Linked DNA regions of Mus musculus: region 1 is linked to region 2. The links are chromatin loops, found by intact Hi-C in ENCODE. Cell type or tissue: heart. All regions are shown on one strand. Each heading gives the region's core, and the rest is flanking DNA. Links, peaks and the distances in the headings are about the cores only. Region 1 overlaps Zdhhc14 (zinc finger, DHHC domain containing 14). Region 2 overlaps Tmem242 (transmembrane protein 242).

Evidence for each region. A loop is a pair of places that touch in the nucleus more often than their neighbours do. Peaks named below come from ENCODE experiments on the same cell type or tissue, not always from the same donor. Only the 100,000 strongest peaks of a DNase experiment are listed, where the experiment ranks them.
Region 1: it touches region 2 in a loop (4-fold over the local background); 14 of 42 quality-filtered maps call a loop at or near these places.

The regions. Positions count from the first base shown.
Region 1 is chr17:5,746,163-5,757,812 of GRCm38, forward strand. Zdhhc14 (zinc finger, DHHC domain containing 14) reads left to right here. Exons shown (of 9, transcript NM_146073.3): 9 at 6,530-7,729. The coding sequence ends at 6,931. Among named protein-coding and RNA genes, the nearest start is that of Gm41519, 19 kb to the right of the region's middle. In heart, for the core only: CTCF peaks have their summits at 2,540 (motif pointing left), 2,755 and 7,101 (motif pointing left); a DNase peak (open chromatin) is centred at 6,959; H3K4me3 peaks cover 805 bases; H3K27ac peaks cover 587 bases; H3K27me3 peaks cover 1,060 bases.
Region 2 is chr17:5,424,121-5,435,770 of GRCm38, forward strand. Tmem242 (transmembrane protein 242) reads right to left here. Exons shown (of 4, transcript NM_027457.4): 3 at 9,322-9,459. Among named protein-coding and RNA genes, the nearest start is that of Tmem242, 10 kb to the right of the region's middle. In heart, for the core only: no CTCF peak of the experiment used is centred there; a DNase peak (open chromatin) is centred at 5,491; H3K27ac peaks cover 90 bases.

The DNA.
Region 1 (11,650 bases), core at 1,134-9,133, 320 kb after region 2:
CGGACATAGTCTACTTACAACACTTGTCACCAAGTTATTCTAGTCCTTTTCATATTCAAAGTATATACCCACCCAGTTCTTGTCTACTCCCAAGAGTAGAAGGCTTTTCTCTATGAGTCAAGGACAGGAGACAACAGATTCTCCCACATGCCCAGAGCCATGTTTTCACTACCTACTCTCCCAGTAATCAGTGCTGAATTTGACCTACGAGGTGATCTCTGTATTGGTTACTTTCCTGTTGCTGTGATAAAATGCCGTGACCAAAATCCAACTTACAGAAGGGAGGGTTTATTTGGGCTTGTGGTTCCAGAGGGAGAGTCCATAATTGTGGGGAGATACAGCAGCAGGAAGCCAGAGCAGGAAGCTGAGAGAACAAACTAGAAGCAGAGAGAGACCACAAACTCTCACAGCCCACCCCCAGGGGTGCACTTCCTCCAGCAAGCCACCCCTTGCTAAAGGTTCCGCAACATTGCCCCCAGCCCGAAACCAAGTGTTCAAATACCCTGGCTCTGGGGGACATGTCATATTCAAATCACCACAGTCACTGTGACCAAAACCATTTCCAGTGCCTATCACCTTAAAGGAGCCTCCAAGGAAGAAAAGGAGACTGTTAAGTCAAATGTGTTCCTGTAGTTTATTGTAGAACTGGTATCCTGGTCAAGATAGCATTTCCTCTGCAGTGCGGAAAGTGCACATAGAGAACCAGGCAGTATTTTAGGGACTAGATACTGTGGGCCTCCGTGAGCACTCAGATACTCTGTATCAGAAAGCCTCACATGGGCACTCAGATACTTTGTATTAGAAGCAATGGGTGGATGACTGTAGGGGAGTGGTGTCTAAGGACCCAGGAGGTCTGTTTACTTCCAGACCTGGGGAAAGTCACCAATAACCTAGCATCTCCTGTAAGTGGGATGTGAATATTGGATCAGCAAACAACTGATGCTCCGGGTAGCATCAGAAACAGAATACATATTTATATTTGAAGGCTGTAGCTACAGAGACCCTTTTGGGAACATTTGTTAAAGGTAAAGATGACACAGTGTATATTTGGGGAATTTTTAGAAATAACTTAGTATTACTTAATATTTTATATCCTCCCCCTTAGAGTTCAGATCTGAAATGTCCAAGGCCTGGGTCCCACCTGTTGGGAGGTGGTGAAATCTTAATTGAAGAACAATTATTGAGAGTATGCCTTGGACAGGGATCTTGGGCACCCGGCCCCCTTCTCTGTTTGCATGTTGCCTGTCATGAAGTAAATAGGTCGTCTCTGTCTGCTGTCTTCCCCTGCCCCCAGCCCATAACACACTGTGTCTCTGCAGTCCCAAAGCCACAGAGCCAAGTGACCATGGGTTGAAGCTGTGAACCCCAATAAATCTTTCCTCTTTTTAAATTGATTCGCTCAGGGATTTTTGTCAGAGGAATGGGAACTAACAGTGCCTTTAATCTGATATCAAGCAAGGCGGAGGCAACAGTTCCACTGTTAAACGAGGTCTCCTCATAGACCTGAGAAGGCCAGATCATCCTCTTAACCTAAATCTGCATTCTAGGCGGACTCTGGAAGGTGGGGTAGTCTTCTGTCTATCAGTTCATGCCCATAAGTGGTCATAAGGCCAGAGACAGAGCTTTACAGCTGAGCAGAAATAAGCCCCGCCCAGCTTGAGTCCTTTTGACAGAATTAGAGCAAAAGCCATGAGAAATCTAAGCCATTGTAAACATGTCTATAGACCGCATAGAAAATTCATAGCATTTCAAAACTGCACTTTCAGACAAGCCATCAGCCAGAATAGAACGTGTCTCAAGTTTTACCCCCAAATCTACAGAAAGTGAAAGTAAATGGTCTCTTTGATGTTTTGAAGTTTTTATGGCTTTTTATATTTACTTATAGGGTGTGTGTGTGTGTGTGTGTGTGTGTGTGTGTGTACTCATGCATTCGATGGTGCATGCGTGGAAATCCAAGGTTATCTCCAGGAGTCAGCTCGCTCCTTCTATCACGTGAGACTAGAGGGAACTCAGGTCTTCAGGCTTGACCGCAAGCAAACACCTTCACCCACTGAGCCAACTCCATGGCCCTCCGTGGTTTCAGACTGAAGCACTAAATACTCACCTACTGTGTGGCATTGCAACATCTGAAACCATACATTTCTTTATCATTTAAACAAGGGCTATGACTCAGAGCAAAAGCCCCAGCGCTCAAGCTACAAAAGTCTGCGGGTAGACACGCATACAGAGCCAGCTTCTACTCTGGCCTCATTCAATATCTGATGAATTTTTAATCTAAAACAAAAATAAACAAAAAACAAAAACAACAAAAACCAATTTTATAGATAGAATCAGTGTTCAATTATTGTGGATCCTTTAAAAGGATTGTTTTGAAAATGAAAATGTTGGTTTCTTCCATGTGGTATTATTCATCTATATGAACTATCACCATCATAAATAGGGGCTTAGCCTTTTCCTCTTAAGATTACATAACAAGGGAGATAAATTCAAGTACACTTTAGAAACAGGGCCACCAAATTCAGAGAAAGAGGAAAGTGGTGATAGCGCCCTCTACTGGTGGAAGGTTAAAAGTCCGATTAAAAAAAAAAAAAAAAAAAAAAAAAACAACCTAAAGCGAAAAGCAGAGTGACAGGTGAGAAAGAGGAGAGTGGAAGATGAGAAGAAAAAGAGAAAACAACCAGAATGCAAGTAGGAAAGGAATGTATCGAAGAGAAATGTGGAGGGAGAGCACATAGGGTGTGCAGTAACAGACAGAAAGAAAGTTAAATAGAAACAGCTTTAAGAATGGGGGCTTAGAGGTGGCTTACGGGTTAAAAACACTTGCAGCCAAGCCCGACAACCTCGAGTTTAAGCCTGAGAATCCACAGGGTGGAAAGGGAGCACTGACTTCCTAACATTATCCTTTTAACTTCCACATGCATGTGCACACGCGCACACACATGCACACACGCACACACATGCACACGCGCACACACATGCACACGCACACACATGCACACGTGCACACACATGCACACACGCACACACATGCACACGCGCACATACATGCACACGCACACACATGCACACGCGCACACACATGCACACACGCACACACATGCACACGCGCGCACACGTGCACATGTGCACACACATGCACACATGCGCACACAGGCATGTGCACACACATGCACATTCACCACAGATAAATAAATGTAACTTTTAAATCCTTTTTTTAATCAACAAGAGGAACTAGAAATTAGAAGCAAAGGTCAAACAAGCAAGAGGGGGTGAGGATATTTGTATTGGGCATCTCCTGAGAACACGGGCTGCTTTCCAAACCATGATGTTCTCACAGAGGATCCATGACCATGAGAGTTCCCCCAGTCATCACCCTTAAAATTTGAACAGTATGACAAATATTTAAAAATTCTGACCTGAAAAAGTGTGTATGTGTGGTGTGTGTGCAGTGTGTGTGTGTGTGTGTGTGTGTGTAAAGTACAATTATAGCCCTGCATAATCCTGATTCATTTGATTCCATTGTTCTAAGGAGATGTTTACTGCAGACACTATTTATATACTTACAGTATGGAATGATAAATTCCAGTGTACAGAGCCTGTAGTTTGAAACTGATGAGACCCCACCCTGCCCCAGTTCCGATCATTAGAAGAGATATGGGCAATACCTCCCAGAAGTCCATTTGCATGAGTCAGGTGGCTTTCCAAGGCTGCAGGATTTCTCAGCCCTTAGGTTCACAGTTTCTGAACTGTGCTCGTCAGAACCTCAGAAACCTAAGAACGGCAGAGGGGGGGTCATGAGGCGTTTACACATAGGTCCTACAACCAGAGAGCGCCCACAGCTATGCCTACCCAGCCATTAAGGTGTTAAAACAAATGTACGTAGAAGTCAGTGTTGAAATAGACACTTGGAAAGACTTTGGGGTGACTTTATGCAGGTGTGTGTATGTGTGTGTGTGTGTGTGTGTGTGTGTGTGTGTACATACCCATGTATATGCAGGTGTGAGTGTAAGGTAGGTTGGAGCAGAAGTGAGGAGATCAGAGGTCAATGTTGGGTGCTGTTCGGCCAGCGCTGTCTATCTTGTTTTCTGAGAGTCTCTCACGGGCCTGGAACTCAAAACGTCGCCTGGGCTGGCTGGCCAATGAGCCCTAGGGTCCATCTGTGTATGCCTTCCCAGCTTTGGGTTTGCAGATATCTGCTGCTATGCCTGGCTTTATTATTATTTTTTTTTAGCATGAGTTTGGGGAACCATACTCAGGTCCTAGTGTTTGTACAACAAACATTCACCAGCTGAGCCTTTCCACAGTCCAGATGGCACCCAGTGTCACCACAGAAATCTATAAAATCTATAAAGCATTTTCAACAGAGTTCCAGCCAGTGACAACAGCGCTGTGCTTGCTTTTAGCAAGCCATGAGTCTGCATGGGAAGCCACCAAAGGGTGAACTGCAGGAGGGGACACGGGTGTGGGGGCTGCACTGCTGCAGAGGGCTTCTGGGAGGGGAAACACTCAGCTGCAAAGAGCGAGACCTTGGAAGGGAACAGTGCCAACAAGAGACCTGGCACTTCATGGTGCCCCTGGGTTCATGGTTCCCCACCCCCACCCCCAGCCCAGACCTGGGATAGCTGTTTAAGTCAGCAAAGTGGTGTTTGTTACTACACATCTCAGAAGCCACACCAACGCCTGCACTGGCAACCACATTGTTTAAGAAGGCTCTATTGGGTACTCATAAGCTCTGCTGCCTGGCTCAGATGGGGAAATGACTGGGGGCGAGAATGGGCCAGCGATGGGGGGATTCAGAACACTGAGTGACAGGGTATTGTGGCTGCACATGCGATCCCAGCACTTCTTTTTCCTGGGAGTCTGTAAGAACCAGTCAGAAGACGTGGGCTGGTCCCTCAGATAGAATTCGCCAGTTAGTTTCCAATGTGAAGGATTTACTTCAGTCAACAGAGACAAGCACTCTCTTCCTTCCTTAGTGATGGCGGATGGTGTGCACATGAGCAAGAGTCCTGACTGTACCTGATGACAGCAAGAATCTGTCATCCAGAAAAGGCCACTGCTTTCCCAGCTGGAGCCTTCTGGCCTGCCTTGTGGCCCAGGTTCATTGGCAGGGTACCTGTGGCACTGTGCCTAGCTTTCATAAGCTGGGGTATTTGAGGAGCCAGCATGTCTCTGCCAGCAGGAATCTTAAATGGTGATTGTCACAGAGCAGTCTTACAACGTATCTCTCTGAGCCTGATATCCTGGAAGCATATGTTTAATCAATGAGGCTGCCCCATCAGGGCCAAGCTCATGTGCTATGCAAAGCAGACAGTGGTGCCTGGGCATAACCCTGCCTGCTGCCCTGGAAGATTAGAGTGCTTCTCTAATGCTCTGATAGCTCTGGTGTGGGGCAGGAATGATTGGGGAGACTGGACAATGTATACGTTAGTGGCTCATGGAGTTTAACCAACAGCCGTTCCAGCTGCTTTTCCCAGTCTTCTCATCCCTTTGAATAGCATCTCCTCATTCAGTCCCCTCCTCCTTGCTCCCCCCAGCCCTCCCCTCCATCTCCACATTTCTTTGACATTCCGTTGGCTGGGTGAGACCCGATTCCCCATCCCCAAGGCTGTCATCCTCTGCTGGGCTTCCCTTTAAGTCTGGCTCCAGCCTGGAGTCAAAGACTTTAAACTTCTAATAAACTACTAACTCCTTGGGGCCTCAGCCTTCTCTTCTAGGCTCATGGACAGGGCGGGGAACTTACAAAAGGCATGCTCTGGGAAGGGTGCACACACAACGGGGCATGAAATAGAGATCTGCAACCTCAGACGGTTGCTCTCTACTCCCACTAGGGCTGCCTTGTATGTGTTCCCATGGGCCGCCAATGATGAGAGGCACCTCTGGTTGTGCCTATTAGCAATAACAGGGCTATTAGTATGTAGTTTGGTAGTGACTTAAAACTCAGGGACCACTAAGCCAAGGAAAGCCAATATTTACCAATATTTGCACATCATGTGTGGTAGTGGTTGGTTTGCTTAAACAAACAAACAAACAGCTTCATGCACTTGATCCTCCATACATGTAAGTGCGTGCGCGCACGTGGACACACACATACACACTACATGTACACATGCATACATACTTGCTTGCACTTCACAAACAAACACATACACAGAAACTAAAGTTCTCAAACTACAAGAAGCTGTGGTCTCTATTGCTGTGGGTGGGAAATCCTGTGACCCTTTTCTGGGATTGCCTATAAATGACATCCTTTAAGTTTGGAATCAAGGGCATAGAGGCTATAATGTAGCTAATATTGCACCCTGGAGGCCCACAGAGGTACCTGCTCACTAGAGTACTTTATTCTGCCACACAAGTGTGTATGTGTCATGTGCTAGGGTCTCTCCTAATGTCTGCTCCTTGCCTCTGCCTTACTGACAAGATACTAATGGTTTCTCTTCTCCCTCACCTACCCCCTCCCCCGTCCCACCCTCTCCTTTTTCATCTCCTTTCCACCTTTTCTTTGCTGGCTCCTGCTGCTGTTCTCCAGTGCGACCAAGACCAGTGCATTCAGAGCACCAAATTCGTTTTGCAGGCCGCAGCCACGCCCCTGCTTCAGAGCGAGCCCAGCCTCACCAGCGAAGAGCTGCATATGCCTGGGAAACCCGGCCTGGGCACCCCATGTGCTAGCCTGACGCTGGGCCAGCCCACACCACCCTCCTCCATGCCCAACCTTGCCACGGAGGCCACACTCTCAGACATTATGCCCCTGAAGGATGAGCATGGGGGCCATCAGTTTCTGACCCCAGATGAGGCACCCTCACCGCCAAGGATGCTGGGGGCAGGCAGCCCTCTAGCACATAGCCGTACCATGCACATGTTGGGTCTGGCCAGCCAGGACTCCCTGCACGAAGACTCCGTGAGGGGCTTGGTAAAGCTCAGCTCCGTGTGACCTGCATGGCCAGCCCTGGGGACCACAGGTGACAAACAAAAACAAATTACTGGACATAGCCAAGAGGACGTTTTGTTTGGAATCTGCAGAGTGGACCGGGAAGAGGAGACTCCCTCAATGGGAGGAGCCTGGAATTGAAAGAGGCAGCGTGGATGCAGCGTGCAGCGCCCTCTGTCGGCTGCTTTTGGGACAGACACGAGGAAAATTTTCGACACTGGTGGCCAGACTGAAATTGGACCTAATGTTACAGCTACTAATTGAAATCCACCCGCCGTTCCATTTGTTCATTAAAACAAAACGAAACAAAAGTTCCAAAGGGAAAAGCCGGCCAGACATGGGATTGCATGCCACACTATAGTCTGTGTTACAGCAGTGGTATTCCAGAAGAAAAGATGTCTCTCTGTTTTCCTTCTTTTTAATCTTGTGATACTTTCCAATGTGACAGACCGAACCCGGTGGGTAATGCCATCCTTCGCGACTTACTGGACTTAGCTGTATGAGGATGGGCGTTTCCTGATGAAGAGGGTTACTGGGGGCATCCCCTGTTGCAGACGGCACCTGGGGTCTATCCTGCCCTGGACAGACATTTTAACCCTCTGTCAATGCTCAGATGGATGTCATATTGTGCCACCATGGGGCAGTCCTCGCCTCCTGTGTGACAATGACCTTCCTATGGACAGCCAATAAAATGACTCCTCTGTTATTTTCTTGATCTGTATACAGTTGTCAACAGCTTGCATGTAGTTACTTACTTGTTCACATTATCTCTGGTAAGGAATAATTCAAAACAGCCAAAGTTGAAATCTTCATGTTGTGGGTTATGGTTCGGCTTCTTAGATGGGAGCTGAGCTTGCTAACAGTCCTCAGCCCTTAGCACCCACCTTCCTGATCTGTTTTTAATACAGGCTTAAGGGGGGTTGCTATGAACTAAGAGCCACTCACACAGCAATTATGTGTAGTAAGTGGAGGGAGGGGTACCCAGGAGACGGGATGTTGTCTGGCTGTCTTCTCGGTTCCATGTGATGTTGGGGCGCTACAGACCTCATAGGCATACCTCATGCTCCTCATGAGGCAACAGCAGCCCCACCCTGGAGCTGAGGTCACATAGATCACAACTGGAGACAAAAACAAGATGGCGGCTTCACTCCATCTGTCACCTGGCATTTTAGGGAGCCAGACTATCCGGGAGGAGCTGCAGGAAACTCACCAGCGCTCTGCAGCCTTCATTCCCAGCCCCATATCCAATGGCAAATCCACAGAGCACTCTGTGACTCGGCACCAGGTGCAGGTCTCATTAATACAGTAGACACAATGTTACTGGGGCTAAAACCAATTCCATTCAAGTCAGACAATTGTCATGCTGAAAAGTGGCTGCTTATGTCTTCCTTGTGACATCTCTGAGGCACCTTCACTGTTATGCCCTGTGGCAGTGTAGAAGTTGGAGAAGGTGAATTGTATGTAGCCATTTTTTTTAAGTTTTCTAGACCTAATTATTTGTAATTTAAGACAGAACTGTTCTTACACAACCACACACTGTCAGATGCTCCACCTATGAGTAGATGTCCACAGAGTTCCCCCTACACCTTGTCAACCACATCCGGGCCCCCACCTGCTCCTTACCCTGGACCCAAGGGTGGTCTGGTCTTTTCCCAGTTTCTACCCTTGGGGTGGGGTAGGGGAGCTAGTCTTTATAGATACCTTGGGGTAGGGTGGGGGAGCTAGTCTTTATAGATACCTTGGGGTAGGGTGGGGGAGCTAGTCTTTATAGAGTCCTTTCATTCCCGATACTCCTAATATAGTAGTTGCCAATTTCCTGATACCAACAGCCCCATTTAAAAAATTCCAAGAAGCAACCATAAGTCACTGAATACAGTTGCCCCTCCATCTTCCCTTTCAACTGTGGATTCAACCAACCATGAAAATATTTGAGGGGAGGGTATCTACACTGAGTTGTGTGTCTGTCTTTCCATGTTATTCAATTGCACTGCATTGTGTTAGATATAAATCTCCTAGAGATGAGACAATGCCCACAGAAGGAGGTTTGTGTGTTCTATATGCAAACATTGTTCAGTTTTACTAATAGACCTGAGCTTCCATAGATGGGAGCTTCCATGGGACTCTGGAACCAATCCCCTAAGGACACTGAGGGACAAATATACTTATTATCACTCACCCTGTTCTAGACCCATCCTCCATACATATGTGGTGCCATTTTTCAAATAGGGGTTTGGGGACCTTGGTAAAAATGAATCAAGACGGTTCAGGGACAGGTGGTGTGGAACTTGAATACGACAAGTGGCTAAAATAATTGAAAGTTTAAAGCCCACAGAATGTCACAGACCTTTCTTCCTGTTTGGGAATAAGCAACTGGGCTCTTAGGGCCCTACTTCAGCGGTGAGGGTGAGGGGCACCATCCAGAGAGGTAAGTGGCTTGCATTTCCCATTAACTGGGTCCATCTAGTGTGGCTGAGTGGACCTTGGCATTCTAAATGCTTCGAGAGAGTTAGCAATCGATTGGCTGCTAGCTAGAAAAAAATAAGATAAATATTTTACCGTGCTATTAAGGTTTGGGCCATTAGCACACATAGGGGCCGAGAGGGGGTAAAGTCCATCTGCTTCCCATTCTCCTACCGAGCACTGGGAAATTGGATTTAGCCAGAGCACCCTGGTCCAGATCTGAGAAGGGTGATGATGGCTGAATGCCTGCTTCTGAGCAGACAGGCTGACATGCCACTCTGTGCCACGGGCAGTCAGCACAGTACCACGCTGTGCCCACTTGAAAAATGTTCATTCCAGCTCTGGATGTGATTGTTCAGCCTGGGAGAACAATGTTATATCCCACCCACCCCCAGGCAGCAGAGTGCCTCTCAGAACTACCCATACCACCAAGTCTGTTACGTCCTTGCCTGTGTCAGCCAGGGACACTGACATAAGGTGTGCATGAAAGTGCAAAACAAGTTACAAACTCCATTGTGCAAGCCATGTGATGCCAAGCCCTGAGTGGGTAAACCTTAGCAGGCTTCACACCCTAGGCCTGGTGGACCTTCTCTAGACTAAAAGCAAGAAATGAATGTATTCAGGTTGTAGTGGGTGTCCGGGGTACAGGGCTTGGTGGCATCTCCAGGAATAAGTCAGAATGAAACTTTTCAAGGGCTTCTAAGAACTCGCCCATACAGCCTTAGCACCTGTTCCATTCAGAGCCGAGCCTACCCAGCATCCTCTTGGGGCCTTGAACCAGCTGCCTCCCAGCCGTGGCTTCGGGCTGGAGCTCATTTGGCAGGTGTCAGGATATGAATTAGGGTCTTTCCCACCAGGGGTTTCTGTTCTTGTCCACACCAGGATCTCTTCAGCTCATTGAGTTCTTCAAGTAAGAAGAGCATAAAGAGAAATAACATTGGGTATATTTTCTAATCAATACCTCAAAACTATTCCGAAGACTGAGACTAAATTAAATTGATGATTATGGTGTTTGTTTGTTGTGGGAACTTACCACATCCCTCATTCCTCTCCCTCTATCACTCCTTTTTTCTTAGTTCCCTAGCCTACATGCTCTATAGCAAGCCCTTCACCTTCTCAAACACCTCCCCCCCACACACACTCCCTCCCCTCCCCTCCCATCCCCTCTCCTCCCCTCGTTTTCCCTTCTCTTCTACAGCCCAGTAAATTTTCAAAGATAACTGCTTGGCGCAGTAATCTAGCCATTAAAAAAATAATCGAGCAATGGAAAATTAGATTGATTTACAGCAGCCCTGTTTGCAGTCACGAAAGTAGATAAATAACTTCAACTGGAATGTTTGTGTATGTGGGGGGCGGGCAGATGCACCCATCTGCTAAGAAATCAGCTTTCTTTAAGCTGTGGGTGTCAGTGTTTCCATTGAAAAACAACTATAGAGCAATGCAGAAAGCCAGCTCCACCCAGCCCCTCCCACACACCCACTCATCCTCATCCATACCCCTCCCACGCGCCCACTCATCCTCATCCACACCCCTCCCACGCACCCACTCATCCTCATCCACACCCCTCCCACGCGCCCACTCGCGTCCTCATCCATACCCCTCCCACGCGCCCACTCGTCCTCATCCACACCCTCCCACGCACCCACTCGTCCTCATCCACACCCTCCCATGCGCCCACTCACTCTCATCCATACCCTCAGCCCCCAACAAAAGCAGATAGCAATTAGGTTTGGCTACTGGATTTTTTTTTAACCCTAAATTATAGTGACTTAGAAAATTAGCTATTTTCTCAGGTGTGCAGTGTAAGTACAGAGACAGGCAAATAACGGTCAGTGTGCCCTTGTCAGTGCAGGTACCGAGTTCCATTCTGCTTTTCTTAGACTGGCTTTTATTCCTATAGACAGTTCATAGTCACAAGGCAGGCCCTGCAGCTCTAGCATCAAAGCCACATTCCAGGAAGAGGAGCTAAGGCCAGGAGCCTGCTTCCTTGAGAGAGTGCTCCCAGAGCACCACCCCCACCCCCGCCCCCACCCCCACCCCCCAGCCGGACTGCTCCGTGATCAAAGTGAACTCCCATGACCACTCCTGGACAACCATGAAACTGGGGCATATGTTTTCACTGGACACATGACTACCTCAAATCTTGGGGTTCTGTTGGCAAGAGAAAGGGGGAATGAGTACTCAATAGATCCATAACCTTTTCCCCATATTTAGTAGGGGAAAACCCTCCAGCATGCACTTAATACCTGTGTTAGCAGGCTC
Region 2 (11,650 bases), core at 1,457-9,456:
GGTGCAGAAGTGAACAGAGCTGCCAGGAGCAGCCTGGCGAGAGTCAAGGGAAGAAAAACAAACGCACCATCAAAACCCAGAATCTTTCAACACAAACTCGGACAACTGCAACAGTTATCACAAGAGGCCAAGTCACACCCAGCCCAATTCTCAGCATGAAAGCAAATGCAGGCCATGAAGAGTTTATTTCTGAAACAGGGTTTCCTTCTGTAGCTCAGGCTGGCCTTCTCCCAAGTTCTGGGATCACAGATGCGTGCGATGTCAGCAGGAATAGCACACACACAAATACGTGAGCATGGACCTAAGCTGATCCCAGCGCCCACTTAAAGGCTGGGGAGGTAGGAGGCCCTGCAGCCCAGGCCTGGGAGGAGATCTGGGGCTCGCTGGCCACAGTCAGCCAAATCAGCAAGGCTGAATGGGAGACCCTGACTCAAAAAGTAAGATGAAGAAAGATGAAGGGAGTTGCCTAACACTGACTTCTAGACACCCACACACACCCACACACAGTTTCTTACAGATTCTGGAAGCCTTCTAGTTGGGAAAACTCAATTTCAGAGAACACTTCATTTTCTGTGTTCAACTGATGATAATTATATAGAAATCTATCAACATATGTAATGCTCTGGAATGTTACCCATTTGTTAGAGACTAATCAATAAGAGGTGGCTTTGAAAATGCCACTTAAGGGGAGGCAGCGGTGTCAACTCTTTCTGCTCATGTGAGCCGTTAGCTCAGTGACAGGTGAAGTCAGCGCATGTGGGACATCGAGGTGACAAAGCCTGGCTGTGTGGGGCCTCTGAACACCGAGGCTCTTAGGCTATCACTCATCTCTCCCCTCAACTGATGCACACTGCCACTTTATAAAATACTTTGAGAACAAATTTCAGTTATAAAAGGAAATTGGTGGGTTTTTAAAAAGAAGTAGTTTGGAAATGTGCCCAAAGAACTGACTCTCCCCTCCCCAGGTTGAAAAAACAGTATTCAGGTCATTATCTCCCACTTCACACTGAACAGGACCACAGGATCCAGGCCCTCTCTCATCAAATGCAAGGTAGGCCATTAGTGCCGCCGCAGTGGAATAGGAAATAAGGGTGACAGAGATGTTCTTGTCACCTCAGACTTGAGCTGACTAGCTGATGCACCGTGCTATTTCCAATTCATTTTTAAATGATTCCAGGAAAATATTCCTCAGTGGGCTAGGCTGACAGAGAAAGGCTGCCAGGCCATGACGACTCTGTTCTGAGTCCCAGCAAACACTGTCAGGAGGAGGGAGGGAGCAGAGTGGTAATCAGAACAGGAAACTGGCTCTTTCCTGGGGGCAGGGCATTAGATTAGGCTACTCCAGAATGGCTGCCATTAAACATCTGCTAGGAAACTCAGCCTTGCTTTTAACCTTTAGCTGAACCACTGGGACAAGCAGCACTTAAAAGCCTACTTCCCTTCCTTGACACCTTCAAAGTTAAAACGTGCAACCCTTTCCACAGTTTTACTTAAATATGGGTCAGCTGTTTCATTTAGATGCATAAATGAAATAAAGTAGGGATAAATGTACTCTAAGAGATACTGTGAGATGGACCCATGTTCTAATAAGAGGCACTGTGAGATGGAGACCCCATGTTCTAATAAGAGACACTGTGAGATGGACCCATGTTCTAATAAGACACACTCGTAAATATTGATGAAAATTAAAATTAGCAAAGAGTACTCTCTATATTTAGTAAAGGCCCTCACAGTGGCTATCAGGGTTAGAAGTAACCTAACATGCTAACATAAAAAGTATGTCTCAAAAATAAGTAAATAAAAATAAATCAATTATATATGTATGTGTAAACATACATAGATACACAGACAGATAGACAGACAGACAGACACACACACACCCCTACGTAGAAGAAGTTATAAAAAATAACTGCAGAAAATACTTTTTGGTTGTTTGTTTGGTTTTTGAGACTGTCTTGCTCTATAGCCCATGCTGCTGAAACCTACATAGCCCAGGCTGACCTTAAACTCCCCATCCTTCTGCCCCTGCCTCTCAATATTGCACTAACAGGTGTGTGCCAGCTGGCTAGGCTGGGCCAATCAACCCTGTAACAGAGTACATCCTCTCTATCCTAGCAGAGAAACACCAGTTCTCAGAGTCTCTCAGGATAGAGTCAAATGCCCCTTCTGAACACAGTTAAAATAGGCTGCATTCACACACCTAACTTTGATTTTTAAAGAGAAGAGTGCTGGGCTCTGGGGAGGGAGAGTAACAACCACCATCAGAAAAGGAAACAGGACAGATCTGGGGAATGTCACAAGATATTAGATACAACTATCTCCAGGTAAACCTTCACAGCCAGAGACATCCAGTTTAACATCTAGCAGACTGGCAAACACTACAGAGAAACAGAAGCCCCCAGTGGCCAGGGAACTGTGTGTGTCTTTATCTTCTCAACTTTTCTACACAGCTCCCTGGCAACACATATCAAAGAAACATCTTAAAATGCCCTTGCTTCAACATTAACATCTTCCATCTCTATGACAGTTTTCTTTCTTTTTATTTTATTTATTTTTTATTAGATATTTTCTTTATATACATTTCAAATGCTATCCCAAACGTTCCCTATACCCTCCCTCCACCCTCCTCCCCTACCCACCCACTCCCACTTCTTGGCCCTGGCATTCCCCTGTACTGGGGCATATAAAGTTTGCAATACCAAGAGGCCTCTCTTCCCAATGATGGCCAACTAGGCCATCTTCTGCTACATATGCAGCTAGAGACACGAGTTCTGGGGTACTGGTTAGTTCATATTGTTGTTCCACCTATAGGTTGCAGACCCCTTCAGCTCCTTGGGTACTTTCTCTAGCTTCTCCATTGGAGGCCCTGTGTTCCATCCAATAGCTGACTGTGAGCATCCACTTCTGTATTTGCCAGGCACTGGCATAGCCTCATACGAGACAGCTATAACAGGGTCCCATGACAGTTTTCTTAATCAAGAAAAGTGCAATAAGATGTATGCCTGACAGGTTCATTATAATATTTAATAGTGAAAAGTTGGTCCCAATGGCAGGGCTAATTAAGTAGATTATAATATGTAATGGAGTCCCACGGAGTCATTAAAAGTGATGAAGATTTATGCACTCTGCTGTGGAAAGTTGGCCCCACGACTGTTCAGTGAAAAAACATCCCAGAGTAGTACACCCAAGTTGGAGCACTTCTATATGTCCTTCTCAGATAGAGAGAAGAGGCCTGAAAGAAAAGCCCCTGCTCTGACCAGTGATCAGAACTCAGGGCAAGTTCTGCTGTACTTTTCCATAGGCATCTTTTTAATAATGAGTAGCTAAAGAAAAAATTATAAATTATCTTTTAAAAATTACAGGCTCTACACATTTTAGTTTAAACACACACACACATTCATCTGAAATTTGGATTATGATGGCTCCCCAGAGGTGGCCTCAGAGTGGTGCTAATCAATGGTGGGAAACTTGGGGAGAGGGCCTTGTGGGGAGGGCAGGAGGATGCCGAGAAGGATCCTTTGGGACATGGACTGTGCGAGTCTTGCTCTCTGTTCCTTAACTAGTGATGTGAGCCGTCTGCTCCACCCTGACGCCAGCCACTGCTTGCGTTCACTGCCCCAGGAGCAGAAGACAATGGGTTGCTCAGTCATAGACTGTGACTTCCAAAACTGGAGGCTGAACAATCTTTCCTGAGGCCATTCATGACCTGAGATACTTTGTTACAGTAACAGGTAGCTGACCAACTGGTGATACAAAGGCAAATCCCTCCTTTTTCAATAGTTAAAAAAACGTAATAACGTTAGATCTCCGTTTCCCCACTAATTTAAAATTAAATCTCTCACAGAGAAATATTCATCCCTGGATTTTATTACATTCCAGCTCCTACAAAGGCAACAGCTGTAAATTATGAGTTCTCACTCCAGCAGGCATCATGAACATTCTATACACGGCACGAGAGAAGCCTCGCCTCTTACAAGAGCAGAGACGATGGTGGTGAGGTGAGCCTACGACCTCCGGACTAGAAGGGAGAGTCTGGACAATCCTGTCCGTAGACGTGTGATGTAATATAGAAGATTCCACTGTGGGGAGCGGGTGTGGCGGCAGTCCCAAAGGCGCCAGGGACTGCAGCTAAGTCGTATGACTTGCACCTGACTTCCTCATATAAACCACAAACATCTTGAGAGCTGCGCAGGTGTACCAGGATACTGGTGAATCCATTTTGATGGAGATATGCCCCTGCTGCCCTGATTAGCTGAAGCTGCGTGCCTGGTGAGGGGGCGTGGCCTGCGGTGCGTGGATGAGAGAGAGTATAAAAGGAGTGAGAGGCCCAGGGTTCGGGGGAGATATAAACAGGGGAGATATAAACAAGAAGAAACAGGACTGAATAAATGTGTGCAGAAGGATCCTGTAGCAGCGTCGTTCTTCCTGGCCAGTTGAGCGCGCGCAACATTCCACCCAAACATTCTCACTCAGTAATGCTAACTGGTGGTGACTCCAGGCCTCTGAGGTAACAGTACACAACACAGGGCCACACCACTGGTTGAGCACACCCACAGTCCCTTCTAGTTATAACTACAGCAACTAAGAAATAGTGGGATAGCTAATGTTTCACCTTCTGAGAGAGAGAGAGATAGGGTGGTCTAGCTGTAAATAAGTGAAACCTCTTCAGAAGTCCTTGGACCACCAGTTAATACCAACTAGTAAGTAATAAAGGGCACTAGTGACAAAATTAACATGTCACTACATGAGTAACATGCCAATAACTAAACAGAAATTTGCTTTCCTGCACAAACAGGAGGTTTCCACTTAAGATAGTATTTCGCTCAGCTATTCGCTAAGCCACCTGTCCTAGTAACAGTCTAATCACACTGGCCCAGTGTGTACCTGCCAGGGCTGAATGCCCTGTCTCCTGGAATCGCGTGCACAGCTGGTTTAAAGAGGGAACCAGGAACCTACAGGAAAGGCTTCCCCAACTACCCCCCCCCCCCCCGTCCCTGCTAGTAAAGCTACTGCGGTGAAATATTGCCTCGATCATATTCAAACGATAAACTACCACAACTCAACCATAATTCAGAAGGAACCTCGAAGTCATATGGCCCATCAAGCTGCCCATGCTGGCTCAGTACCGGTCAAGGCACTGGGGTGGATAGGTGCTGAACTTCGAGCTGTTTCTAAAGGTCTCACCTTTAACCTTGGGTAAGGTCAGTGCCTTTGGCCAACAAATGCAACAGCTTCTAGCAGCTGTCCTTTTTGTGAACTCTGCTTAAATGCTACACTACTACATAAGATACAAATGCATTTTTACACTGGATGTATACTATGTGTTCTCTGTGCAATGGAATTTCACAATAACTGTGGGTAATAAAGTAAAAAGCAAAGCCACTTTAAGACACTGAGAGTCTGCTGTGAGCAGTTTAAACATGTTGCCTCTCGGGCCAGCAGGGGGAGCTGTGAATTAAAACAGGAAATGTTAAGCGCTTCAGGCGAGCTGCTCACAATCAGCCACTAGATGGCAAGCAAGAGGAACTGGATTTACAGCAGAGAGCACAATTCAAAGGTAGCAGTAGCAATTACCAGACAATGGAGCTAGCTTTGCTCTGCCTGCTTTTATCCACCTCCATGCTGCAGAGGTGTGGGTCATCCTGAGACTGTCATCTTAAGTTGTAGAAAAGTGACATTTCCCCAAGTTGGGCTAGACACAGAGATTCAAGTTCACGCCTCCGAACACTGTTCTAGGAGCCAGGAGCAGGGTTGTGCCCTCTCCTGGTGTGTCAGCACACAGCCAGCTCGGGGTAGCCCCACAAAGGGGTTCTAGAGTACTCACTTGATGAATTCGAACACTCCCACCCTGAGAGACATGCCCTGGCACGGGGTTTAGTCGGAGGGTTTGGCCTTCTAGGGGTGTCTCTGGAGAGCGTAGGGACCAGATGAGCCTAGCGGCCTCTGAAGTGGGACAGGGTTTGTCTACGTCCTCTTCCTAGTAGGACATTAAGGTGCAGTGTCAGAGTCCACAGAGTCAGTAACGCTAACTAGAAAACATTTTCTTCTCTCTCAAATATTTTACCTAGGTAAGAATCCCCTTATTGGTGTCATAAAACAAAGTCGTTCATGTTCTAGAAACTAAAATAGCAGTCTGGCCCATAAAGCCAAATCCTCGGGAGTATGATAACCTACTTTTGTTGGTCTATGAAAATTTAGATTGATTTCTTATGATGACTCTTTTATTTTATTGATTTTATTCCCTTTTATTGAAAATAGACCTGCCCTCACATGGGAACACGCGGTTCCCTCCCACTTCCCCACTCATGCAGATCCACCTCCTTCTGTCTAGGAGCCTGGAGCAGGGTCGTGACCTTTGCTAAGGGAGCCTCGTCTCTGCAGAGGCAGATCTGGGAGCCCCCATGACTCTCACTGGAACACAAACAGGACTCTAAGGGATAGGAGTAAAATATGATAAGATAAAACAGAACTATCACATCAATATCGGGCAAAACAAACAGGAGGAAAAGAGCCTAAAAAAAGGAGAGAGACCCACTCAATTGTACACTCAGGGACCCCATAAAAACACTAAACTGGAAGCCATAACACACACACACACACGCACACACACACACAGTACTGGTAGGATAAAAAGATTAAAAAAAAACCCATAAAATGCTAACATGGAACAGTCCTGACATGACACTGTGAGAGAAGGGACCTCCAAAGATGCTGTGGAGATCATTTTCTGCTAGCCATCTAGTGCTGGGCATACGGCCTACCCCTAAGAGTAGTTTGTTTCCCCATGAGCCTCCCTTGGAGGAAACACTGGATACAGTTTCGGGCTAGGGATGGGGGTGTGTTCACGTCTCCTTTCAGTTCTAGGGCCCAATCCGGTGCAGGTCCGTGCAGGCCCTTCGCTTGCTGCCTCAGTCTCTGTGTCCATAGCGTTGGCTTAGGCTTAGAGAGCATTGTTCTCTTGGTGTCCTCCATCCCTCTGGCTCTTACCCTCTTTCTGCCTCCTCATCCACTTGGTTCCTTGAGCCATCCCCCTGAGGGGATTTGATGGAGATGTCCGATTTATCGTAAGCGTTCTGCAATCTCTCACTCTCTGCAGAGTAACTGTGGGTCTCCTTATCTGGTCCCATCTGATGCAGGTTGAGCCTCTCCGGCGATGGCTGACCAAGGCACTAAGCTTCGAGTGTAGCTCAATGCCATTTTATTGCTACCTCTGTTTTATCTTAGAACAGTATTTGGTTCTACTCTAGGCCCCTGGGCTATCTAGTCTGAGGCTCTTGGTACTCAAGCAGTGATAGCCATGGGTTCCATCTCACGGAGTGGGCCTTAGGTCACATCAGGTATTGGTTGTGACTCGCACAAGCTTCAAGCTTCGTGTCATCCTTGCACTGTCATAGCAGACCAGCACTAAGGATCCAAGTGTGGCTGCTGCCTGGGTGTTTGTGCTTCTCCTTTGGTAGCGTACAGAGCACTTTCCTGTACCAAAGATACTGGAGCTTAGGGATGGCTCTAAGCAGGAGTCAGATGGGCTTCTCCGTGTTCACTGAGCTATGCAGGTGGTGTCTTCAGCCACGGGGCCTTGCCTGTGATGACTCTGCACATCAGAGTACCTGCGCTCTCCACCTCAACGCTCACCCTGCTGACGACCCACTCACAGCACTAAGCACTGGGAAGATAACAGGCTGTCAGCCAGCACCATCGGCTAGCATTTCCACAGGAGCAGAGGTGTCCCCAAACAGACCTCAGCCAGCCAGGGTGGTCTCCGGAGCTCCCAGGCAGCTGTGCTTTATTTTGGGTACAAATGAATAAAAATGACATCATACACATGGATGGTACGTCTGGGTGGTATGAGCATAAGCATCCTGTGCAGTCTTTAAAAAGCAATATTGACATATCGTGATGTTTCTAGGAAAGAAAATCATTTGCCCACGTACTTCTGTCAACACTCTCTCCCAGCTTCTCAGACAGCCACTCTCTTGTTCTACACAGCTGTAAATCGTTTGTTCACTTGTACCTATGTCCTAAGCCTTTTCTGCTTCAGGGGATGGCTTAAGAAGTCTCCTCTTCTATGAGGAGAGAAAGGCCAGCACTGTAAGACACTGACATCCATCTAGGAAAGCTTGGTGAGCTAGCGAGAACCAAATGGATCAGATCAATCACATCCAACACTCCCTTCCCCTTGCCCCTACTTTATTTCCCATTTTAGCTAGTGAAGGAAGGTAAAGTTAGAAAACCTAGGCCCTAAACATTCAGAGCTGAGTTCCAAGCTCAAGTCTGCTGGCAGGAAGGTATGCTGTATTAGGCAAGTGACCCACCCTCACCAGCTCCCAATATTACATCTTCTAACTAGCTATGTCTAAATGGCTGGTATAATGCCTCAAGTGGGAGAAATGGAACAAATACCAACAATCACCGACAACCCTCCAGTGACAGGTTTTCTGACTTTTCTAGGGAGTCCCCAGTCCATTGTGAGGAAGGTGAACAGGCAACAGTGTCGGTGCAGGAAAGCTGGAGGTGAGCGCAGGCGCACCATGTCTTCCAGTGCCGTGAGCGAAGAATACAACGAGAACTTTCCTTTGTAAGAAGTGCCTTAGTCAGGGTCACCGTGTCTCCTCTCGGCAATCAAACAGTGCCTAGGACAACGTGCCTATCAGATAGCGCAAGCTCACAAGTCACACACTGAGCCCGATTTACCCAACACCTGCTCCCCTCACGCTGTCCCCATCCACTTTCTCGGTGCTCGACACAGTGCCTGGAGACATCCAGGACTTACACCCCACCCTCCCACCCAATGCTGACTGGGATATGAGAAAGCTGTTTATCTGTGTCCCCAATACTACCAACTGCCTGGATAGCCTGGTCCACAGGGCTGCTCACTGATTATTTAAGACAAAGAAACCAGTCATTCGTAGTGCGTAATTTTTAGTTCAAGGTATCCATTTTACAGACACACACGCACACACACATGCATGGGTGCTTAGAACTTTTCTCTGAAACGTGTATCTAACACATTAATAATTTGAGTAATTAATTAAAATGTTTTATTATATATACGGATGTCAAGCAATATACAAAGTAGTTCCCAATCACTGACTTTATTAAATTAACCAATGTATACAGAAAAGGCATCAACTCTGAATCAGTCATTAATTATATTTGAAAAACAAGTTACTGGTAACAAGCTGCCTACATATTGGGAAGAATTTAGTCATATTCTGGATCATTATTTCAGAAGACAGGGACCAAAATATATGCAAATTTGAAAACCAAGAACTTTAGACAACACAGAGTCGACAGGCAGCTCTCACAAGGCGAGGTACTTACGCTGTGAACTCCTAAGGCTTTCCACACTGCAAAGCTGATCACACCAACTCCACACCAGGCATAAAGAGAACCCCAGCCCAGGGCTCGCAGGGCAAGGGAAGACCCACTCTCTGGTAAGGCAGCCGTGGCCATAGTGCCCTGGAATGAACACAGAAAGCTTGGGTAAAATACTCAGTGAATGTTCTAGAAGTGTTAGGAGACGATTACAGTACTCCCAGGTAAGCAACGCGGCCCTGGGAGCCAGCTCAGCCCAAGGCTGAGTAGCACCTTCACAACTTATGTAAGACATGAGTTCTCTGACTACAGACATTTGGATGTGGGCACACTGTGGCCACTTATCCTTCCAGAAAAACCTAGAACACTGCATCAAGATCCATTGGCATTTTCATTAAAACAGCATTTGAGGATTCAGCTAATCTGATAAGGGATGACGGGTTTATAACACTCTGTCTTCCACCTGAAAAATTCATCTCAGTTCACTAAAGTTCTTCTCTTTGTTAGAGTAATTTTCTGTACACTGCTTAACATACTTCTTAGTACAGGCCTTTCCTATGCACATGTGTAGTGTGACGGTAGGCGCTGTTCCTGAAATGAAGAAAACCTGTCTGCTAACCTGCATCACACAGATCATTAAGGACAGACGGCGAATGCTCAATGTTAGCTGACCAACACTTTTGGTAGATATTTTAGACCTCAACAAATTGCTGAAATCTTTCTTTAGCCATTTCCTATTATAAACACATACACTCTACAATCTTATTCTTTTCCCACATTGTGACAGTTTCTGCTGGTTCCACCAGCACCCTGCCTTTTAACTGGGCCTCGATCTCTACTGAGAAGCGAGACCATCAACCAATATCATTTTGTCGGGACCAGTTAATAGGCCTTGCATCAATTTTATTTTAGAAACAAATGAAGTAGCCATTTGGCCCCTGGTAAAAACAGAAATTTTAGATACACACACATACACACCAACACAAATCCATATTTGTTTTACCAGATCAAATAAAAAAGATAGTCATATGAAAGTAACTCGAGAGATTTGCAACAGAATCTCAGTTTGCCTCAGGTCTTTAGGAACAGGTACAGTAATAGTTGCATATCAGCCACTTAACGTGAGGTGAAAGCATTAGTTATTGTCTCCATACTTCCAACACGAATGTTAGCAGAATCTTGATACTGATGATTGATCTCTAAGTTAAAAAAAAAATCTAGACACGTTTTTTTTCTATCAAATGATACTCATACCCTCTGTTCAAAATTATGTGGGCTGACATTTTGCACAAAAGATTTAACTTGCCAAAAACTAATCTTGTTTTATAAGACATTAGATATAGTCATACATACAAGTTGTGTGTATATGTGCACATATATGTGTGTGCCTCGTGTGTATTGTGTGGCGATTGAGTGTCTGTGTATACATACATGTTTTAAAAGCTACATTTCCCTCCATTGCCCTTCCCACCCCACCTGCTCTTAAAATAAAAATTAAGGCTTCCATATTTGGAAGTTGAATAGAACAATTTATAATGTAGTTATTGTACTCAATATTCTTAAAATCAACAGACAGCTTATTTTCTATTCTGTGTTTGTAATTCTTGAGACCATGGATATTTCTCCTGGTATGCATCAGAAGCCCGAGAAAGTGGGTAACAAGAATTGACCCATCAATCACATTTGTGGGAAGCATCAATAGCAAACTGTCATGGCAACCGTTTAAGCTTCACATCTTAGCCCTTTTCAGTATAATCCTGGGGTTTGTTTTATGTAAACACCAAATGGGTTCTTAAGGAATACTCAGTCTGGGGTGGAGAGACAGCCTCATGCATGAAGTGCTGCAGCACAGCCACGAGGCTCTGAGCTTGGGCCTCCAGGCTCACAGACAGCCAGGCACAGCAATGCTGGCCTGAGAGAATGACAGCACTGGGAGGATGGAGACAGAACGATCCCTGGGCCTGCTGGCTTCCAGTCTCTCCAAATCTGTGAGCTGCAGGATCAGAGAAAGACCATGCACCCGAAAATAACATAGAGATTGAGCCCCGCCCCCAATAGTCAATCTAGTTATTTTCCCTACATACAAATCTGACCAATATATTGATATAGTTATATCACTAAGGTAGCTCTTATAACCTGTAATTTTAAACTTTTATTTACTTATTAGAATTTAAAGCTGTATCAAAAGGATGTCTGGTAACCTGCCCATTTTGTTCCACTCACAAAAGAGTTTTGGAATAACTCAGGTATGTGATGAAGTTCTGCCAGGGCACAGCAGTAAGACAAGCAGAGCCCTGAATTACTTTGGGGAAACTGCATGTGTACATGCACACCA